2 separate regions of the Homo sapiens genome follow, and region 1 is linked to region 2. The links are chromatin loops, found by intact Hi-C in ENCODE. Cell type or tissue: heart right ventricle. All regions are shown on one strand. Links, peaks and the distances in the headings refer to the core of each region. The heading gives the core; the rest is flanking DNA.

What was found. A loop is a pair of places that touch in the nucleus more often than their neighbours do. Peaks named below come from ENCODE experiments on the same cell type or tissue, not always from the same donor. Only the 100,000 strongest peaks of a DNase experiment are listed, where the experiment ranks them.
Region 1: it touches region 2 in a loop (2.7-fold over the local background); 25 of 110 quality-filtered maps call a loop at or near these places.

What each region holds. Positions count from the first base shown.
Region 1 is chr7:35,619,277-35,630,173 of GRCh38, forward strand. It overlaps LOC101928421 (a long non-coding RNA gene), which reads right to left. Exons shown (of 5, transcript XR_007060285.1): 1 at 1,833-10,897. Among named protein-coding and RNA genes, the nearest start is that of HERPUD2, 70 kb to the right of the region's middle. In heart right ventricle, for the core only: CTCF peaks have their summits at 5,489 (motif pointing left) and 5,689; DNase peaks (open chromatin) are centred at 5,218 and 5,443.
Region 2 is chr7:35,900,474-35,911,370 of GRCh38, forward strand. It overlaps SEPTIN7 (septin 7), which reads left to right. Exons shown (of 14, transcript NM_001788.6): 13 at 2,603-2,742; 14 at 3,781-6,637. The coding sequence ends at 3,820. Among named protein-coding and RNA genes, the nearest start is that of SEPTIN7, 100 kb to the left of the region's middle. In heart right ventricle, for the core only: CTCF peaks have their summits at 6,166 (motif pointing left) and 6,368; DNase peaks (open chromatin) are centred at 6,148 and 8,318; H3K27ac peaks cover 785 bases.

The DNA.
Region 1 (10,897 bases), core at 2,114-10,113, 280 kb before region 2:
GTCTTCCGCTGTTCCTCCCTTTTGCCTCCAACTCATCGTATTTAGAACTGAAACAGCATCCCCGATCCACCTCAGATCTGCCTCTAACCCTTATTCCAGCCTAGGATATGAAGATTCTATTTCCATTATAAATCTACCAGATATCAGCCAATTTAATTAGGTGGAAGACTTTTATTCTGTGGAGGTTTCTCACAAAAAAACAAGCGAAGGTGGCTAAAGTATTACCAAGGGACTGTTGCCCTCTGCCCTTTGACAGGAGTAAGCGAGGACTCTTCGTCATTCTAGAGGGGTTCAGAGTACCCAGAGGGCCCAGAAGCCCCAGCAGTGACTGGCATGGGAAAGAAAAATGGCGGGAAGTACAGGATGACAGGAAAAAAGAGAGAGTCAAACACTTCTCTCTGAACACAACTTTGTAAAAGGACTGGGCTACAAGGAACCCAGTCTTTTATTCAAATTACTTCTCATTACTTAACTGAAACTCAGTTTCCTCAGTTGTAAAACAGTAATAACAGCTGTCCACCTTGAAGACATGTTATTGTTTAATTCTTACATTTAATAAATATTTCTAGAATATTATCTGTAGAGTTGGTGCTAAGGATATCACAATAACAGGACATAGTTCCTGCCTTCAGGGTCCCTGTGGTCTGCTTGTAAGAGAGACCCAAGGAAAGAGGCAATCACACTATAGTAGAATAAGTGTTTCCCAGGTATGCACAAAATGAGATCATGACTTTATAGTGCTTAGCAAATGTTAGAGTGTTGTACAAATATTGGCTTTATTAGTACTGGGCACTCCTGATCCTATTCAGGGATCTCTAACTACTCTTGCTCTGTTCCTCCCCACCAAGCCACGAAGCAGAAGGCCAGCCTTGGTACCCACAGCCTCTTCTAAAGACAACTGATGCTAAAGCCTCTGCTGAAGGGGCAGGACCAAATGAGCCTGGCAACTGATCCCACCTCACTCTCAGGCAGCAGGTGATGGAACTGCGTTGACACTAAGCCCAGGCAACCCGTCAATATGCTGACTTTTGACACATGATATTGTCTAGCAAGAAACTTTGTGTTGAGACAGTCAGGTTCCTTCTTTTGAGAATTTTAACTTGGAAACACAGATAGGAATCCAGCAGTCAACAACAGGGCTGAAACTGGAAAAATGCATAGAACCAAGACATGAGGCAGAAATGGGAGGATGAAGGATCATAACAGGCAGCGGTTACTAAGAAGCTATAAGTAGAGAAAAGTATACCAAGCAGAGGGAAAGACTGAAAACATCTGCAGTGAGAGGATTGTGGAAAAGATGCACAAAGAAAACTGATGCTGGCCGGGCGCGGTGGCTCACGCCTGTAATCCCAGCACTTTGGGAGGCTGAGGCAGGTGGATTACCTGAGATCAGGAGTTCGAGACCAGCCTGGCCAACATGGTGAAACCCCGTCTCTATTATAAATACAAAAATTCCCTGGGCATCGTGGTGTACACCTGTAATCCCAGCTACTCAGGAGCCCATGGCAGGAGACTCACTTCAACCCAGGAGGCGGAGGTTGCAGTGAGCTGGGATTATGCCACTGCACTCCAGCCTGGGCAACAGAGAAAGACACCATCTCAAAAAAAAACCAAAAAAAAAAAAAAAAAAAAGGAAAAAAAAAGAAAACTGACGCTATTATAGACACCTTAGGCCATGAGGGCAGCGACAGCGGGTATGGCTGGTCCTGCAGGTGACTTTCCACTTCCCCTGCTCCTTCCTCTTTTATTTATATTTTCCTACCAAAAAAAAAATGAAACCTTACAAAGCCAAACTGAAAAGATGCCTTTGAGCACACAAAAATCATACTCACTCTAAAGTCTATTGACTGATTGAATTCTCAGATACATTTCTTCTTTCACTGTTTTTAAAATTACCGTCTTCTATATGCAAAATCTAGAAGGAAAAATACAATTAATTTTCATGACATCACATACTATTTTACTATTTGTTTGCAGGCCATCAACAAACTTCCCTTATGAGAAAATCCTAACTGTAATCAAGAAAGCAAATATCTCCCAAAAGCTCATTGGAGAAATGGCTGATTCTAGCACTGGAGCAGAAAATATACAAGATGAGCCTGGAACATCTTATTATGCCAGGAAATAAGCAAGTGCTCAAAAGAAAAGTCTCAATGATGGGGATATATCAAAGGAACACAACATCACTAATTAGCATGGAAATGCAGATCAAAACCACAATGAGATATCATCTCACTCCAGTTAAAATGGCTATGATCAAAAAGACAGAAAATAACATGCTTGAGGCCATGAAGAAAGGGCAAGCTTGTACACATAGGTGAAAATATAAATTAGTATAACCACTATGGAAAACAGTGTGGAGGTTCCTCAGAAAGCTAAAAATAGAGCCACCATATGATCCAGGAATCCTGCTACTGGGTATCTATCCAAAAGAAAGGAAACCAGTATACCAGAGATATCTGCACTCCCATATTTACTGCAGCACTATTCACAATAGCAAAAATGTAGAATCAACCTAAGTATCCATCAACAGATGAATGGATTAAAAAATGTGGCATATAGACACAATAAAGTACTATTCAGCCATGAAAAGGAATGAAATCTTGTCACTTGCAGCAACATGAATGAAACAGGAAGACATTATGTTAAATGAAATAAATCAGGCACAGAAACACAAATATCACATGTTCTCACTCTCATGGGAGAGCTAAAAAGTGGATCTCAAGAAGATAGTAGATTGGTGGTTACCAGAGGCCAGGAAAGGGTGAGGGGGAGGCAGGAAGAGAAGTTGGTTAATGGGTACAAAAATACAGTTAGATAAAAGAAATAAGTTCTCGTGTTTGATAGCACAGTACAATGACTATAGTTAACAAGAACTTACTGTGTATTTCAAAATAGCAAGAAAGGAAGATTTGGAATGTTCCCAACACACAGAAATGATAAATTTGAGGTGATGGATATCCCAATTACCCTGATTTGAGTACACATTATATGCTCGGATCAAAATGACACATGTACCACATTAATATGTACAATTATTATACAGCAATTAAATAGGAACATAGGAGCCACCTGAAAGAGCTCCCAATGGCCAAAGCTGAAACAATTTTAGCAATAAAATAAAGTCATATTGGATTAAAACCCAATGTATAAAATAAATATCCATGAGTCTATACTAACACAAATAAATGGATTGAATAAATAAATAATTGGGAGGCAAGAGATAAATCCCTCCATAGAGAAGAATTCCAAATAATTTACGTAGATACTCCATCCTCAAAGCAGTGAGGCATAACTCCCTGCTCCTTCTTGGCTGCACACAGTGACTTCCTTCCAAAGAGCTCAGTGTGGAAGGCAGGTGGGAATTACTTTACAGTGGGGAAACCTGACAAATACTACCAGGTGGCCAGGTGGTGAAGGTCAATATCATGTGTTTCTTTTTTGAGATGGAGTCTCGCTGTGTCACCCAGGCTGGAGTGCAGTGGCACAGTCTTGGCCTACTGCAGCCTCTGCCTCCTGGGTTCAAGCAATTCCCCTGCCTCAGCCTCCTGAGCAGCCTGCCACCACACCCAGCTAATTTTTATGGACTGCCACCATGCCCAGAGATACTATGTATTCTTGATATGATATGACGAAAATGGCACATTACCCCTGTTGTCTTCCTCCTAAAAACACATAGCCCCAGTTTAATCATGAGAAAAATATCAGACAAATCCCAAATCAAGAGACATCCTATAAAAATACTCCACCCATACTCCTCAAAAATATCAAGGACATCAAAAACAAAGAAATCTGAGAAATTGTCACACCCTAGAGTAGCATAAATAGACATGACATCTAAATTTAATGTGATATCTTGGAATCCTGGAGGGGATTCTGGAACAGAAAAGAGACATTAGATAGACTAAGGAAATCCAAATAAAGTATGGACTTCAGTTAATCATGATGTATCAATAATGGTCCATTAATTGCAACAAATATCCCCTACTAAGGTAAGCTGATAATATAGGGGGAACTGGCTGCAGAGAATATGGTAACTCTGTATCATCTTTGCAATTTTTCTGAAACTCTAAAACTGTTCTAAAATTAAAAGTTCATTTTTGAAAGTTAAAGAAGTTAAAGAAAAATATCAAAAGCAGCATTAAGCAATTGGGGCCATCTTTATCTATATGTTTTTGTTTTAGACAGTAATGATTAGATCCCTGTAATAAAAGACAAGGTCTGGAAAAAAAAAAAGTCTCCCAAGAGAATTGCTAAGTAGGGCGTTGGAATAAGGTGTTATCTTACTAAGCAAATACTATGGCCATAGAGGTGGATTGTCTGCTGATTTATTCTAAAGTAGAGGCTGCCAAAAATTTAAATAGCTCTTGCCCAAAATGTAATGGTCTAATTCAACTACCAGGAGCCACCTCTGGACACAGAAAGCGAGACAGCAGAGCTCAATGCTTAACTCCTACAGGAACTTCATTCCTCTGTCTGGTGCCAACAGTACCTTTGAGCCACCTGTAAAAGTGGCCAGGCTTATTCTCTATATTTTTCTATATGTTTGAAATATTCCATAATAATGTTAAGAACATTTTTGTAATTTTTATTAGCTTTCAATTTTGAAATAATTTCCAACTTGATGAGAAAAGTTGCAAAAATAGCACAAAGAATTCCCACATACCCTTTACCCAGCTTCCCCAAATGTTAACACTCTGCATAGTTATAGTACAGTGATCAAAACCAAGAAATTAACATCGAAGCAATACTATTAGCTCACCGACAGATTGCATCAAAAAGTTACCAATCGTCCCACTGAGCTCCTTTTTCTGGTTCAGGACCCACGGTGCATTCACAGCTGCCATGTCTCCCGCCTCCTCCAGTCTGGGGCAGTTCCTCGGCCTTTGTCTTTCATGACCTTGACATTTTTGAAGAGTCAGTGTAAAATCATTTAAACTCATTGAGTTTATGACAATCTCCCTAAAACTGTTCTGAACTGAAGGCAGCTCTTCAGCGAGTTGCCAGGCCGTCAGGGAGCAACCTTGATACAGTTTCTCAAGCTGGACAACTCTGCAGCCTCTGCAGCCCCCAGAGGGGCAGGAAGCGCATGGGAAAGTGGCACAAGGGCGGGACTGCACCTCACTGGGATTCCGGACAACCAGTATCCTGAGCACCTAACAAGGCGCCAAGCTCCCACGTGCCTAGGTACCTCCTCTACTCGTAGGAGCTCTGAGGAGGTGGGTGGGTGTGTGCTCCAATCCACTCGCTAGGGCTCGGTGGGACCAGGAGTTCACGGTTGTGTGAGCAAAACCCAGACGCCAGTACTGCACATCCTGGAGCCACCTGGTGGCTACAGTCTCCAGCTTTCTCAGGGCCCGAGAGTATCCTGTCTTCCATGTTTTTTTCACGCTCTGGTAAGGTAGCATCCTTCCCTCCAGGGTCTCCAAGCCCTGAAGTAACCTTCCTCCAAGGGCCACCGCGGAAGAGATGTGCAGTGTTACAGCACCATCTAGTGCTAAAAATAGTACAGTGCAGCCATAGCATCCCTGCTGCTCCAGTCACAGCTCCTGGGGGTGTAATTAATAATTTAGCAACCTGTCAAGATTTAACAAGTTGACTCTAATTTCACGGTGTGACAAGCCAGTCTGGTTTACCAAGGAAGAGGCATTGGAGTCAGATGAATCCCTTGTCTGCCCTTACCAATGTGTCTTGCTCTGTCTCTGACAGTCCAAACCTTATTTTCCTCATAGTTAAAATGGGACTAATACTGTATTCAACATTGTTATAATGTACCTGGATAAGTCCTGGGATGATAGAAAGTCCCAATAAGCATGTATTGCTTCTCATCCTCCTCCTTACCCTCTTGTATACAGAGGATTTCCATGACAACCTGGAGCCGTTAAAATGGAAGGGACTCTCCTCCATGAGGTGTGATGTTCATCCAAAGAGCCGGACAAACTATAAAACCCTGAGGCCACTCCATGGTTAGGAGCCGGGACTCGGAATCTGAATTGGCTTATTTTGAATACCAGCTCTGATGGTTGCTGGTTTTTCCATCTGTAAAATGGCGATGGTAGTGATGATGCCTGTCTCCTAAGGCTGTTGTGAGGATTAAATAAATTAATACCTACAAAGCACTTAGAAGGCAATAATGTCGTAAGTGTGAGCTATCATTAATAACATTTCTTAGCAATCTGGACCCAAAAAAGGCAGGAGGTGGGGGAAGGCTCAGAGCCACCATTTATTTGATTTATAAAAGAAAATGTTCCACTTCTTGTCCTTTTGAATAGTACTCTACCTCTCATGTTTTCCCCTAAACACACACACACATACGCACACAATCTTCAAATATTTAGAGTCTGGCTCCTCTTCGACCAACTCCAAGTCTCAGTTAGCTTCCTGGGCCATCTCCAAGGTGAGGCAGGGCCACAGGCAGCCCATCTGAGCCTCACAGACAGCCCAAATACCTCAGCCATCGGTATAGTACTGGTAAAGCAAGCCCTTTATCATTATGAAATATCCTTCATACTCTGGTAATACCTGAAAGTTCACTTCGTGTACTAAATACACCAGCTTCCTTTTGGTTAATACTTGCATGATAGTCCTTTTTCCATCCTTTTACTTTCCATCTTTCTGTATCCTTGTTTAAGGTATGTTGTTTTTAAGTCTCAGAGAATTATATTTGTTCTTTATCCAGGGTGATAATAATATTGCCTTTGAATTGGAATATTTAGTCCACATATGCTTGATGTAGAGATTGATGCATGTGGGTGTTTGTTTTCTATTTGTTCCCATCTGTTCTATGCGCCTTTTTTTCTTTTTGCCTTCCTTTGGATTATTTTATTTCATATTCTCCTTCTGTTATCTTGTTAGTTTTACATACTCTTATTCTTTTACAAAATACCGTAGAAACTGAAACATGTACCCCTGATTTATTAATTTCTAATATAAATCAGTGCCTCCACCATTTTCACTTTCAAGACAATTCAAGGACTTCAGAATACTTTAATTCCATTTACCCAGGGGTCCACAGTCCCCAGGCTGTGAACCAGTACTGGTCAGTGGCCTGTCAGGAACTGGGCTGCACAGCAAGAGATGGGTGGCAAGCCAGCAAGCATTACCGCCTGAGCTCCACCTCCTGTCAGACCAACAGCAGCATTAGATTCTCATAGGAGCGCTAACCCTATTGTGAACTGTGCATGTGAGGGATCTAGGTTGTGCACTCCTTATGAGAATCTAATGCCTGATGATTTAAGGTGGGACAGTGTCATCCCAACACCATGCTCCCAATCCCTCCACCCCTCCACCCACTGTCTGGGAAAAAATTATCTTCCACAAAACTGGTCTCTGGTGCCAGAAATGTTGGGGACCCCTACATTTACCTCCCTCCACACTTAACGTGCTTCTCTTGGTGATGTATTTTAGTTCTTTATATATTTAAGACCCCAGAAAGTAAAAAGTTGTTTCACACATTCAATATTTATTTAGTTTTATACACATACTTACCCTTTCCATTGCCTTTCAATGCCTTTCTGCACCTCCAGCTGTGGTCAGTGATCATTTTCCTTCTGCTCCAACAACACCCTTTAGTACTTTCCTTTCATACTTTTGGTACTTTTCATTGGTGGCAAATTCTATTTTCCTTTGTCTGGACGTGTCTTTGGAAGGATATTTTTGCCTCATAGTCTTCTAGGTTGACTATTATTTTCTTGAAGCTCTTTGAAAACACCATTCCATTTTCCACTATCATTACTTCTGCTGAAAATTCCCTCTCAAGGCTTGCTGTTGCTCCTTTGAAAGTAATATATATTTTTCCTCTGGCTACTTTTAAAATTAGTCTTTGTTTTCCAGTAGTTTTACTATGAAGTAATTAAGTATAACTTTCATTGTAACTTATCCTGCTTAGAGGTCAACAGCATTTCTTATTTATGTGGCTTAATGTCTTTCATTAATTTGGGAACAACCTTAACCATTAACTCTTCGAATAGTTGTCTTCCTATTTACCCCCAGCACCAGTCTGGATATTTTCTTATCTTTCATTTCATTACCTATCTCTTAAGTTGTGTCTATCAGAGCCATCTACTGATTTCTTAAATTGTTATATTATTTTTCAATTCTAGAATTTTAAACATAGTGTCCAGTTCTCTCCTGAAGTTGTTCCATTTGGTCATTTAATTCATGAACATTTTAATCATAGTTATTGTAAGACACCGGTCAGATAATGTTAACTACGTGAATTTCCTGGAGGTCTGTTTCTATTGTTCACTTTCTCATTGTTGGTCGAATCTTGTGTTTTTGCATTCCTATTTCTTAAGCAGACTTTGAAAACAATTAATAGAGAAAATTTGAGAAATTAGACCATGTCCTCCTTCAGAGGGGCTTTGTTTTTGCTTCTGGCTATCCACTAGATCTGAGGCTGGGCTTCAGTCCTTGTGAGGACAGGCCCATAACCAATTCACCTTTAATCAAAGAGTAGCTCTTTGGGGTCCCACGAGAAAGTCTGGGGTGTTTTCCAGGGCTGCTTCTACTTGGACCCCAACTCTAATTTTTGGTCTGCATTAGTCTTCTACAAATTCTGTTCAGTTTCTCAGCCCCTGCCCTTGAATTAGCAAGTCCCTTGAGGGGGAAACGAACAGTATCAAATGTAGGTCTCTCGAATATTAGCCCTTGCTTTCTCAACAGCCCTCTGATCCCTGAATAGGTATGTATATTCTGGCTTTTGTCCTTTCCTCAGCAGAAGAGTTGGTGCAAAACAAGCTAATCTCCCTTTGCTCAAGGCTGAACTCTCCACATTCCTTATTTGCATAATTAATTAATCTTGGAGTCCATGGTCTAGAGTAGAATAGACTTGGGTTCAAGTCTCCATTGTGTTACTTACTAGCTGTGTGTTTTCAGGTGAGCTATTTAACTTCTTAAAGTCTTAGTGTCCCATCTGGAGAATGGAAGCAACAATGGTACCTACCTTGAGTTATTTTAAGGATTTTTTAAGATGCAGGCATAGCATTTAGCACAGAGCCAGGAATACAGCAAATATTTAAACATAAATAACATCAAGCATTAAAGCATTCCAAGTAACAGTTGTTATCATTATGTAATGGAAAGGATGGCACAACAGCAGCCTGTCTCCCATGCACCCCCTGTGAAAGAGTAACTACCTGGGGGAAGATCCTATACAGGTCTAAGTTTTTCCCCCTTGCTCATCCTATGGCTTTGGAACACTTGGATGAAACAGCTTACTGCACCACATCAAATGGTTTGTGCAGGTGTTGGTATGCTCTTTTTGGAAAGCAGATCAATTGGAGGAAGGGTCAGAATTTAGCAGTAGGATCAAAAAAGTAAGCTTTGGCAACAAGACCCATGAAACTGGTCCCCTACACTATGGCCTCCAGGGTTTATCCCCAAAGTGTAATGGGAGGACAGGTGCAACCACTGGGGTTTGCTCTGGAAAGAGGAGACAGGTCTTTTGCTGTCCTGCCCGTATCAGGGTTGAGACTTCATTGTGCTTGGGAAAGGTTTTCCACTTACTAAGAATTCTGGACAGTAAAGGGGCCCTAGAGGCTTTGACACAGGAACCCTGAGTAATTATTCTCTGCTCTCTTGTAAGAAAAACATTTCTTTCGAATATTCCATAATTTTTAATAAAAGGCTTGCATTGTTCACAACACATTCAAGAAGTATTATCATTGATTTTGCTTTTTGAAATGTTTAAATATTGAAACATCCAAAATACTAATGTGGATAAAATACAACAAACTTGCTTTGTACCCACCATGTGTTTGGTTTCTATCACTTTCCCAAGCTGCAGTTCCAATGTGCAATGCTAGCAATACCACCGGCAGAGGTGAGCCAGCTGGCCAAATTGGGCCTCCCAGGAATGATCTGGTAGATGAGAACACCACAAGCCAGAGCCTGGCAGTTTTGCACATCCAGCAACACCATTCCAGATACTGCAGGCCTCAGGGTCTGACGTACACTGGACTTCGAAAAAGCTGATGTATCACGTCATATTGTAGTCTTTTAACGGTGAGGCAAGGCCGGACGCAGTGGCTCACGCCTGTAATCCCAGCACTTTGGGAGGCCGAGGCAGGTGGATCAGGAGGTCAGGAGTTCAGGACCAGCCTGGCCAAAATGGTGAAACCCCATCTCTATTAAAAATACAAAAATTAGCTGGGCGTGTTGGCAGGCGCTTGTAATCCCAGCTACTTGGGAGGCTGAGGCAGAGGTTGCAGTGAGCCGAAATAGTGCCACTGCACTCCAGCCTGGGCGATAGAGTGAGACTCCGTCTCAAAACAAACAAGCAAACAACAACAACAAAAAAACACAGAGGCAAGAACTGCCACTGGGACTGTGTATTTGAAGCTCCAAATATGGCCTTTCCTGCCACTAATTTGAAAAGCCTAATTTCAATAGCGATGGTAGAAAGAGCCAAGGAAAATAGTTACAATACTGGTGAGCTGTGGCATCTAATTATGTCACCAAAGTATGATGTGAATGTCTCCAATTCTCCAGCCCTCCAGATCACCCTTTTCTTTTACCTATCTAACATAAATCTGACCCTCTCACTGTAGGTCTAGTCTTTATGGTAATGTATAATAATGTAAGAAGTCCTAGAAGTGTTTATATTCCAGAAACATATATCCTGGTTGTTACTAGTCACAATCTGGCCTTGAGACCAGTGTTTGGATTACCCCAGCCACCTAGGTACCATCTGGCCCCAGTATGGACACAGTCCCTCCCTGAATCATCCAAAACACAGCTCACATTGGGCTGTAGTTCTTGACAAAGACTTAATGAATGTGAGGCTAACAGAAGGGAATTAACAATGTAGGAAAAATAACAGTGGCTCACGCATTTCAGTGTTCTTAGAACCTGTGACATCCCTTCACAGGAGTTTATAACCAGGACCTTTCTCCTT
Region 2 (10,897 bases), core at 1,477-9,476:
TTCTTAACATGACATTTTGGAGATTAATTTATCAGCATGTTGTAAATATATGCATTGAGTCTCTACCTCTTCAGTAATTCACATATAATCTGGAAAATCTATATCCAAAAGGGGGAAAAAAACAGGAATAATCAAGAGTCTACTACATTATCTCCACACTTAGATTCCATTGAGAATCTAAAAGTAGTTTAACTTATATTTGAGGCAGATGTATTTTAGGACATGTTGCTAAAAGTAAATATTACGAACAAGTAATTGTGAACCTGTAGCCAAGGAACCCTTTGGGAATTTTAATGATTACTGTGAATGGTGAAGACAGTTTTGAAGAACTATTCTTTGAAGGATGGAATGTTAACATTTCAAGGACCTGTGAAGAGCTCTGGGCCAAGGTTCCCACCAGATACTCTAAGCCATTAGAGAATTAGGCATGCTCATTCTAGATTCTTTGTCTTTTATGAAACCACATCTAGAGTGTATTTACCAACATCCCTGTGATAATGAGTTTGCAAATCATCATGTATATGATACATGATATATATTGTGTAAATATACGTGTGAATACATAAATAGGTAAAGAAACCCTTTTAGCCTTGTTTAATACAGTCTCTCCTTAAATCCATTATGCTGGAAATACTTGTTTGGGGCACAGCTAGCAGCACAGTACATCAGCCACAGCACCAAGCAACTTTCATTTATTGTGTTGTCTAGTGCACACCACAGCCCTACAAGGTAGATATTATTGCCCATCTCTCCTTTATAGATAAGAAGGATAAATTAACTTAGTATGCCAGCATTTGAACCCAGTTAATTTTTAAGTTAAGCTAGATAGGTCCACAGTCCTGTTTTTCACAATTTCAGAATGGAAAAAACTCTGAAAACTGCAAAACCTAACATGAACTAAGTTTTAATCCTACATATTGTGAATATTTATATATTTTACTGAAACAAATAAAAAGTAATGTGTTTGATTATACTTGTTGCCCCAGATAGCCCAGGAGGTATTTTATAAATATAGTGTATACTCCTTTCTAAGCGGTGTTGTCGTTTTAATAACTGAAAAATGTTGAACTTCAAAAGGCATCTGACCCCATGGGTTTCTTAAGAGTGAGATTGTGACCTGTACCTTTATCTACATGCAGTTAACACAAAAGATAATTACTTATATGTAACAAGTTAAAGAATGATGAACACTGTAAGCCTACTACCTGGCTTAAAAAAATAGAATGTTATCAACTCATTTGAAGATGCTGTGTGCCTGTCCCCTATTGTATCCCTCTCTCTCATTCCCAGAGGTAACTACTATTCCGAATTGTGTATATGTGACTCTTTTCATTTAAAAAAAATAACTAGAGACATTTTCTTATGTTCCTACTTTCTGACATTTCTTAGTAACTTGTTTGCTGTCATCAGGAAGATATCACCTCAGATTTGATTCATGTTTGCTTAAGTGTGTCTTAGGTGATTTTGTTTTGTAGGAATTGCATGAAATAATTGAAATAGGAATAAATCTGAAGTCACTTCGGGCTTGCAAAAAAAAATTGTATGCAAAATTATAGTAACATATATAATATGTATATAATATATAATACATATAATAGTTATATATTAACATTATGTTAATGTTAACTCACCAGTGTAGTAAAATCTGTAACAGAACATAATTCCTGGATAACTGAAGGTTTTGAATAGTCCTTGGGTATTTGGCATAGAAGGATTTAATCTGATTTTTAAAATTTGTTGACTTTTTTTTTTTTCAGAAATGGATTGACTTGCACCTAAATGAAATTACTTATCTAATGATCTCTTGGACTTAAAGCACTTTGTTTCTGCAGTTACTTCGCATGAGTGTTTACTGCCTCTCAGTCAGCATTCTTTACAGTATTAATACACAGAGAAGGAAGGACCAGCTGCATTAGAATCACTGTAACTTGTTGAAAATCCACATTTCCAGACTTAACACCCAGATATTCTAATTCAGTACGTCTGAGTGAGGTCCAGGATTCTATATTTTTAACAAACATCCCAGGTGATTTGCATGAAGACCAATGTCTGAGAACCACTGCTTACAGGAATCAGAGTACTTTGCTGGCATCTTTGAGCTCTTAGGGTCCTAAACTACCTGCTTTCTTTTCACTTGTCTTAGCTTTCTAAACTTGGAATTAGGAGGCTTATTCAAGTCCTGGTTCTTCCACTTTCTGGCTAGCAATCTTGGGCAAGTCACTTAAATTCTGCAACTGTTTCCTCATCTGTACAATGAGAACAGTGATGTGTTCACTGCCCAGCCTCCAACATATTTGTGATTAAAGAAAAACGAGATAAGATAGTAATTTTCCATTATAAAGTACTCCACACTGTTAAGTTTGTTGCTTTTTTTTTTTTTCCTGTTTCCCAAGATTATTGTCTTGGGTCACTGGCCTTTTGGGTGGCAGGTCCTAAAGGAGGAGGAGTCCTTGACCAGAGTACTTCCAGGTAGTACTCTGAATTTACAACAGGGCTATTCAAATAGTGCTCATACTCCTTATCATTAGGGTGTCTGGATGAAACATACCTCTGCTTCTGATTTCTTAAATAGTTTTGTTTTATATATTGTGCTATGATTTAGCTCCAGCGGCGCCATGAGCAAATGAAAAAGAATTTGGAAGCACAGCACAAAGAATTGGAGGAAAAACGTCGTCAGTTCGAGGATGAGAAAGCAAACTGGGAAGCTCAACAACGTATTTTAGAACAACAGAACTCTTCAAGGTAACTAATAGCAGATTACTAAGAAATGTGTGTATTAATGTTTTAAAGAATTGTTTTCCTACTTATTTAAAAAACATTAGAATAACACTTAAAAAGTCATCACCCATTATCATGCATTCCAAACACAATGGTTTTCATAGATAAATATTTTTATATGGATGGATACAGTCTGTGTCCATTAGCAGTATTTTTTCAGTACATCTTTCATGACTTAATATTCATAATTATGATTTAGCAACTTCATAACATTCTCCCCAGTTAACTTACCTTCATTGGATTTCTTACCTCCTCCCCCCAGTTGTTGGACATAAGGGTTGTTTTCAATTTTTGGCACACAAAGGGAACATTCTTCAAAATCTATTACATATTTAGGGGTATGTTTTAACTGTTGAATTATGTTTTTACGATAAAATTCTTAAGACAAAATGTTAGATATTTGATTTCCAATACAACTAATCAATTACTTTCTCTTAATTTATACAAAATTCAATAATATTTGTACCTTGGTTTTCTTTTCCTTAATAGTTTCACTTAAAACTGAAAAGTGGCATTCCTATAAGGATTATATAGTTTATCCTCATTACTAAACATTTTCAGATTTGACATTTGTTCTACTACACTACCCTACTGTTAACATTTTCCCCAAAGAAGAGGAAAATAGATTTGTGAAAGCAATTGCACTTCAAAATGCAAATGACAGTGGGGGAAAAAGAATACCCTGTTTGCTGCCAGTTGATACTTTTTAGTTTGTGCTGTTTCATTTGGGAAGAATTGTTCTTGTATATTAAAATGGAGTTTTGCCTTATTTTTTTACTGCTTATCCTGGAGTTTTGTCAAATATTTGATTGTCTAAGAAAATGCTATTATAGATTAACATTGTCTTAGCTGTTTACTTCTAAATCTTTTAATTTTTTTCAGTGAAAAAGTAGTATCTGAAAATCCCAACATTGTTGTAATTGGGTTAGCTGTTGTTATCATGTTGTCTATCATGTTTATAAAATGGTTACTCATCTTGCTTATTTTCCTTTTATCCTTTAGAACCTTGGAAAAGAACAAGAAGAAAGGGAAGATCTTTTAAACTCTCTATTGACCACCAGTTAACGTATTAGTTGCCAATATGCCAGCTTGGACATCAGTGTTTGTTGGATCCGTTTGACCAATTTGCACCAGTTTTATCCATAATGATGGATTTAACAGCATGACAAAAATTATTTTTTTTTTTGTTCTTGATGGAGATTAAGATGCCTTGAATTGTCTAGGGTGTTCTGTACTTAGAAAGTAAGAGCTCTAAGTACCTTTCCTACATTTTCTTTTTTTATTAAACAGATATCTTCAGTTTAATGCAAGAGAACATTTTACTGTTGTACAATCATGTTCTGGTGGTTTGATTGTTTACAGGATATTCCAAAATAAAAGGACTCTGGAAGATTTTCATTGAGGATAAATTGCCATAATATGATGCAAACTGTGCTTCTCTATGATAATTACAATACAAAGGTTCCATTCAGTGCAGCATATACAATAATGTAATTTAGTCTAACACAGTTGACCCTATTTTTTGACACTTCCATTGTTTAAAAATACACATGGAAAAAAAAAAAACCCTATATGCTTACTGTGCACCTAGAGCTTTTTTATAACAACGTCTTTTTGTTTGTTTGTTTTGGATTCTTTAAATATATATTATTCTCATTTAGTGCCCTCTTTAGCCAGAATCTCATTACTGCTTCATTTTTGTAATAACATTTAATTTAGATATTTTCCATATATTGGCACTGCTAAAATAGAATATAGCATCTTTCATATGGTAGGAACCAACAAGGAAACTTTCCTTTAACTCCCTTTTTACACTTTATGGTAAGTAGCAGGGGGGGAAATGCATTTATAGATCATTTCTAGGCAAAATTGTGAAGCTAATGACCAACCTGTTTCTACCTATATGCAGTCTCTTTATTTTACTAGAAATGGGAATCATGGCCTCTTGAAGAGAAAAAAGTCACCATTCTGCATTTAGCTGTATTCATATATTGCATTTCTGTATTTTTTGTTTGTATTGTAAAAAATTCACATAATAAACGATGTTGTGATGTAATATTGTGTGAGGTCTTAAATATCCTACAGTCGATGTACAAGAGTAGAGTATGTTTGGGAAGAAACTTTTCAGCTTAAGTTTGCCTCCTCTACAATGACATCTTTTATATGCTTGTCTCATTTAGAATGCATATGTGCTGATTTTCTAATTTAAGAGATACCATATCTCTCTATTCATTTCTATCTCTCATTTGTATGCTTATTTTTCTGAGAACATTTTTTTTTTCCCCCAGACAGGGTCTTGCTTCATTGCCCAGGCTGGAGTGCGGTGGCACAAACACGACTTGACTGCAGCCTCAACCCTCTGGGCTCAAGCAGTCCTCCTGCCTCAGCCCCCTGAGTATCTGGGATTGCAGGCGTGCACCACCACGCCTGGCTAATTTTTGTATTTTTTGCAGCCTCCCAAAGTTCTGGGATTACAGGCATGAGCCGTCATGCCTGGCCTCTGAGAACAGTTTCTGACTCATTCAGATTAGGTATACTCTCAAGTCCCTGGAAACTGAAATTTTTTTTAACTGTAAAGAGGGTAGTGTCATTTCTTTTCTTAAGGTCAAGTGACATAGATTTTAATGTAATGCATAATTTAGGTAAGAAATTAATTAATGTAGCCTAGTTTATTATCTTGAAATGTTTTACCCTATTTACTTTTTAAAATTAATGACCTAAGCGGAGGGAATAATTATAAGTCAATAGCAGAGAGATTGTTGTTTGGGTGTTTATTTTTTTCAGTTTTTGTTTTGAGAGATTGGGTTAACACCTCTAGCCAAAATTGTTTGGTTTTAGGGAGGCTAACAATAACCTACTGAATTTGGAAAATGCAAAGGTAAAAAATGTATATAGACTGCCTGCTGAACTGGTTAAGTACTACTGCTTCTGGGAAATACTATTTCAAAATTCTATGTATTATAATAATAAATTTGTAAGACATTCATTATTCTACCATCCTAATGAAAACTTTCAGAAGTCTTTCTTTATCCATGGCATGCCCAGGGTTTTACCTGAATCTGATACAGGATCTATATAACTTTACTAGGACTTTTGATTGTTGACTCCAGGCTTAGGTATATCAGAAGGTTCTTTTTGCCATTTGGCCTGTGGATGTCTGAGAAGATCATTCACAATACATGTAAAATTCAGGTAGGCCTAAGGAAAGGCCAGCCTGTAGAAAGCAAAATGGCAGTGTCTGTTCTCCACTGTTGGAGGCATTATGTAATTTAAGTATCCTGTTAGCCACTGTCTTTCTGCTAATTAAGTGGGGCTGAACAAGTAAGCACTAATAATACCAGTGAACCACTTGGGCACCTTGTGGGTAGAGTTTTGCTGCCACCTAGTGGAATGGGATATCATTGCTTCCATATCAGGTTCACAAGCAAGTTAAGTGGGCACAGTTTATTTCTGTGTAGCTCAGGCTGTAATCTTGAAAGCTGAGGAGATACCCATGCCTCTCAGACTCATTAGCTGGGTGTCACATTACCACCTGCACATTCTGACCCACCGCATCTTAATATGTTTTGTCCTCTTGGAGAAACTAGGAGTAGAAGTCAGGATATGGTAGGTAAGGGGGAAAAAGGAAAGACGGCTTGATAGCTATGAATGCATGAGGAGCGAAATGTTGACTCAGTTATCTAGATCATGGTCTCCAAACCTGATGCTATTTCCTTACAAAAATATTTGTTGAGCATGTGTCCATAATTATATGTATTGAACAATGAAAATATGTGTCAACAAATGTACTGCTACACTAATGTGAACATTATGGAACAAAATTTGAAAGAGTGAAATAAAAGGTTTACACTTTCCCCAAGCTCCAATGAATTATTACTTTGCACGTTGGAGGCCATCGATCTAGGCAGTATGTGGATAGTTAATAGTTATTGTTGAATCACCAAGGAAGGTCCTAGTGAAGACTGCTGTGGTGTCCTACTTGATCTGAAAGGAAAATTTGCCACACCAGTAAATCGAAGTCCTTTCTAATAATAAGCTTGCAAATGTAAGCCCTTGTACTTCATCCAGAATTTTACCTGCCCCTTTTGTAATAAAAACTTCCCATAACTGTCCTGTTCCAGATGGTAACCTAAGTAGTTACATGTGTTATTTAATCCTTAATGATAACAATTGGGTAAGTTATCTCTTAAGGTAACTTATTAATACATTATCTAATAAATGAATAAGTTAAACATCTTAAACCCTGTTTCCTCATCTGCAAAAGGATGAGGAAACTGAGGGTTTAAGATGTTTAGTAGCTTATTCAATAGGTGGTAACTGGCAGAACAAGAGTTTGAACTGGTCTTAGTTACACCAGGGCCTGTGCTTAAATATTACGCCTTGCAAGTACCTGGTCTGCTACACTGCCACATTTCTGAAGCATGATCTTCTACAGAGTTGTTAGCACAGAGCAGATGCTCCCTGATTAAGAGGGGCAGCTGGCCACCAGGCAGCCTGGAGAAGCAGAAAGCACCAGACATGCTAATTGTCTCAGTTTAGACCCCAACTCTGTGAATTGGGCATGTAACTTCTATGAATGTTTTCTCAGCTATAAAACAGACCCCATGCCTTCCTTGCTGGTTTGGAGTGAGGATTACATTGTGACTGCACACGTTAAGGTGTCCAGACCTCGAGAATGTGACAATCTGCTGGGGTCATGACAGACCAAAAAGTATTTCTTCTCAGTTTTAGTGACGGTTTATTTTTAGGAAATGTGCATGGTGCCATGGTAAGTCTCTGGATCTGCTTCTTTGTGCACAGAGATAGTCTTTTGGAGTTACTTCCATGGAAATAAGGTAATTTTGGTCAAAAGAGGAAAGGTGTTAGTAATTGGAGTTATAAAATACACCATTCTTTGTAAGTAATGCCGAGATGGTTTATCAGAGTCTCTCATCTTTAATGAAAACTTTTGCTGCTTTTCAAGCAAACTTGGTTCCCATAATTTGGGATTCATCCACAGAATGTTCAAAGTTTAGTGTCAGCCATTTTCAGCAGAAAATAGAGGCTGACAATTTCCTGTGTTCTTTAGAAGACTTTGAAAGCTTCATGGGAAGAATGAAGACTATTCTTGGCCTGAACATTTGCCCCATGGGGTGCTGGACCCAGCCAAACAGCCTTGTATTGGCAAAGGAGGGTCAAGTGAAAGGAGACCTTGTTCTGCGCCAGGCTCTCAAAAAGGGTAGCCTGAAACCCTATTGGCCACACGGAACCTCTTTTAGATGCTGTTTGTGGACCTGCCGAAATCGAATGCCACTCAGGCTTTCTGAAACCCTATGGGGGTGGGAAGAGGCAGTAGCTGACACCTCTGAGAGCAGAGGTTTGTGAAGATGTGGCATAGATGAGGAGGCTAGCAGAGGGGGGGTAGTCAGACACTACCAACAAACTTCCTTTTTGTTCTCTTTGTTCTCTCTTCGAGGTGGGCCACCCCGCTTAGCTCCCTTTTGTCCAAGTGTGTTGCAAGGGAGCAGCATTTCACCGGGAGATTTGCACGTAAGTAGAGCACAGATTCCCCTGGGTGAGGGGCTGGCTCTCACCCAAGTGTGGGGATACCAAACTAACTTGTTCTGGCAAAGGCATACAACTTTTTTACCCCTCATTTAATTCTGTTGTCTTTGAATTTTTAATGATCTCTTTCATATTTAAATATATGCTGTACTCTAGCGTAGCACAGAAAAGTTCCCTGTGTCTTGGATAAGCCAGTAGTTTTAAGCAACTTGGCAAATGGTGAGTGAAGTAATGAGCACTCTGGCATGGCCCCTGGTGTTAATGTGAGCTGTTTTCCCTGCATTTCAGAAGTCGGAATATATCGGTGGGACATAATAGGAGCTGTCCAATTTTTTTTTCCTTAGGGATAACTCTCAATGTGATTATACAAATCTCTGGCTTACCCTGATAAAGTTAAAAAACAAAACTAAATGTTGTATTCAATATTTTGGGAACACAGTTCTCTCACCCAGACACAAATGAAATCTTCCTTAGACCTTTTTATTGCTGGGCAGAGGTGCCAGGAACTCAAATTGGCATTTTCTCAAATCTCCACCTCATTAGTGCCTATTTAGACCCCATCCCTAAGAGTCAGGTGCTTTGGAAGATGGAATGGAGGCCGCTGATAAAAATCCACTTTCTGTAGTCTCCATTCAGGTATGATTGGCCTGATTATAGCTCATGTCCTGAAAAGGAGATAGGTTTTTTTCTCCAACTTGTAAGAACTGATGAACTCATCCCACCAAATGCGAATGTTTTAGACAGTATTCAAACTGGGAAAAATACCTGCCTATCAAGGGAGAGAGAACTCACTTTGAAGTCTAAGGGAAGGAAACAAAATTGAAAAGTGCTGCAACAAGTGTTTGTGGAGTACTTGCTGTGTGCCAAATACAGAGCATTCACATAGATTGTGAACTAGAGCTCCTGAGAAGGTTATGACATGGGCATTTCCACCTCTTTATAAAAACAAGCAAGCTAAAATATCACGGTGTGATTCCATAACATTTGTATTTGTTATCCATTGTTCCACAATAAATGCCCCTCAATCCTGGCAACAAAATTTAAACCACAACAATCTGTAATAGTAACATTCATTATCTTAGTTTCTGCAGGTTAGGAATTAAGCGGTTTAGCTGGGTGGTCTGGCAGGGTGCCTTGCAGTAAAGATGTTGGCTGAGGCTACAGTCAACTGTGGGCTTCAATGGGGCTGGGGGATCTGCTTCCATGATGGCTCACTGACATCACTGGCAAGTTGACGTTAAGAGGCCTCAGCCCCTTGCCACATGGACCTCTCCACAGGGCTGCTTGAGTGGCCTTGTGACATGGTGGCTGGCTTTCTCCTAGAGCAAGTAATCCAAGAGAGAGCAAGGCATAAGCCACATGGCTTTTATGACCCAGCTCTGAGAGTCACACACATGATTTCCCAATATGCTATTGCTAATGCAGCTTAGTCCTGTTCAATGCATGAAGGAGCTGTACAAGAGCGGGCGTACTAAATAAAGGTGGCACAAATACAGCAAGCTTTTATAAATAGTCTTATTTGGCAAACCCATTTAGCTGACTTTCTGGGTATTCTTGATAATCATTTTCCTAAAATGAAACTATTTCAGTTTTTGAAATTAGCTAATTGGATTCTCCCTAAAATAACTAAATTTAAACCAATTGAAGGTGCTGATAATGTTTTTACAGATGGGTCTAGTAATGGTAAAGCTTCTTATTCTGGTTCAAAAACTAAAGTTTTCCAGATGCCCTATACTTCAGCTCAAAAAACAGAGCTGGTAGCTGTAATTGAGGTATTGACTGCTTTTAATATGCCTATTAATGTGATTTCTGATTCTTCATATGTGGTTCATTCCACACAGTTAATTAAAAATGCTCAGTTACAATGTCAAACAGATGAATAACTGATGACAAAAACAAAAAAGGGGGAGAAACAGGGATTACGGGACAGCCCATATACAACTGAATCTAGCATTATTAACTTCAAATTTTTTGAGCCTGCTGAAAGGCCAGATGTTATCAGTAGCTGAACAGCATCTACAGAAACCAGCTGCAAAGACAGAAGCAGAACAACTGGTTTGGTGGAGAGACCCGATAACAAAAAGTTGAGAAATAGGTAAAATAATAACTTGGGGTACAGGCTATGCTTGTGTTTCTCCAGGCCAGAACCAGCAGTCGATTTGGATACCATCAAGACACCTGAAACCTTATCATGAACCAGATGCCAAGGAAGAGATTCTGGAAGGATCCTGAGGACCCCCCTGGTTGCAGCCATGTCAAGACTGATGCTGAGGAGGACCCCAACTGTCACGAGCAACACCCATCAAACACAGCCACCCACCTGGGGACAGACCAAGAAGCTGCCACAGATGGCAGAAGAAAACCTGAAGAAAGCAGGACAACCAGTCACAATGAGTAATTTAATGGTAGCTATGATAGCGGTAATCACCACTGCTGTGAGTATTCCTTCAATAAGGGCTGACACAGGGAACAATTATACTTATTGGGCATATTTATCAATCTTGGCTGGCAATAATGCCTGGATGTAATCACTCTATGATGCAGTTACACATGCTTTCTGATCTCAGTATTTACC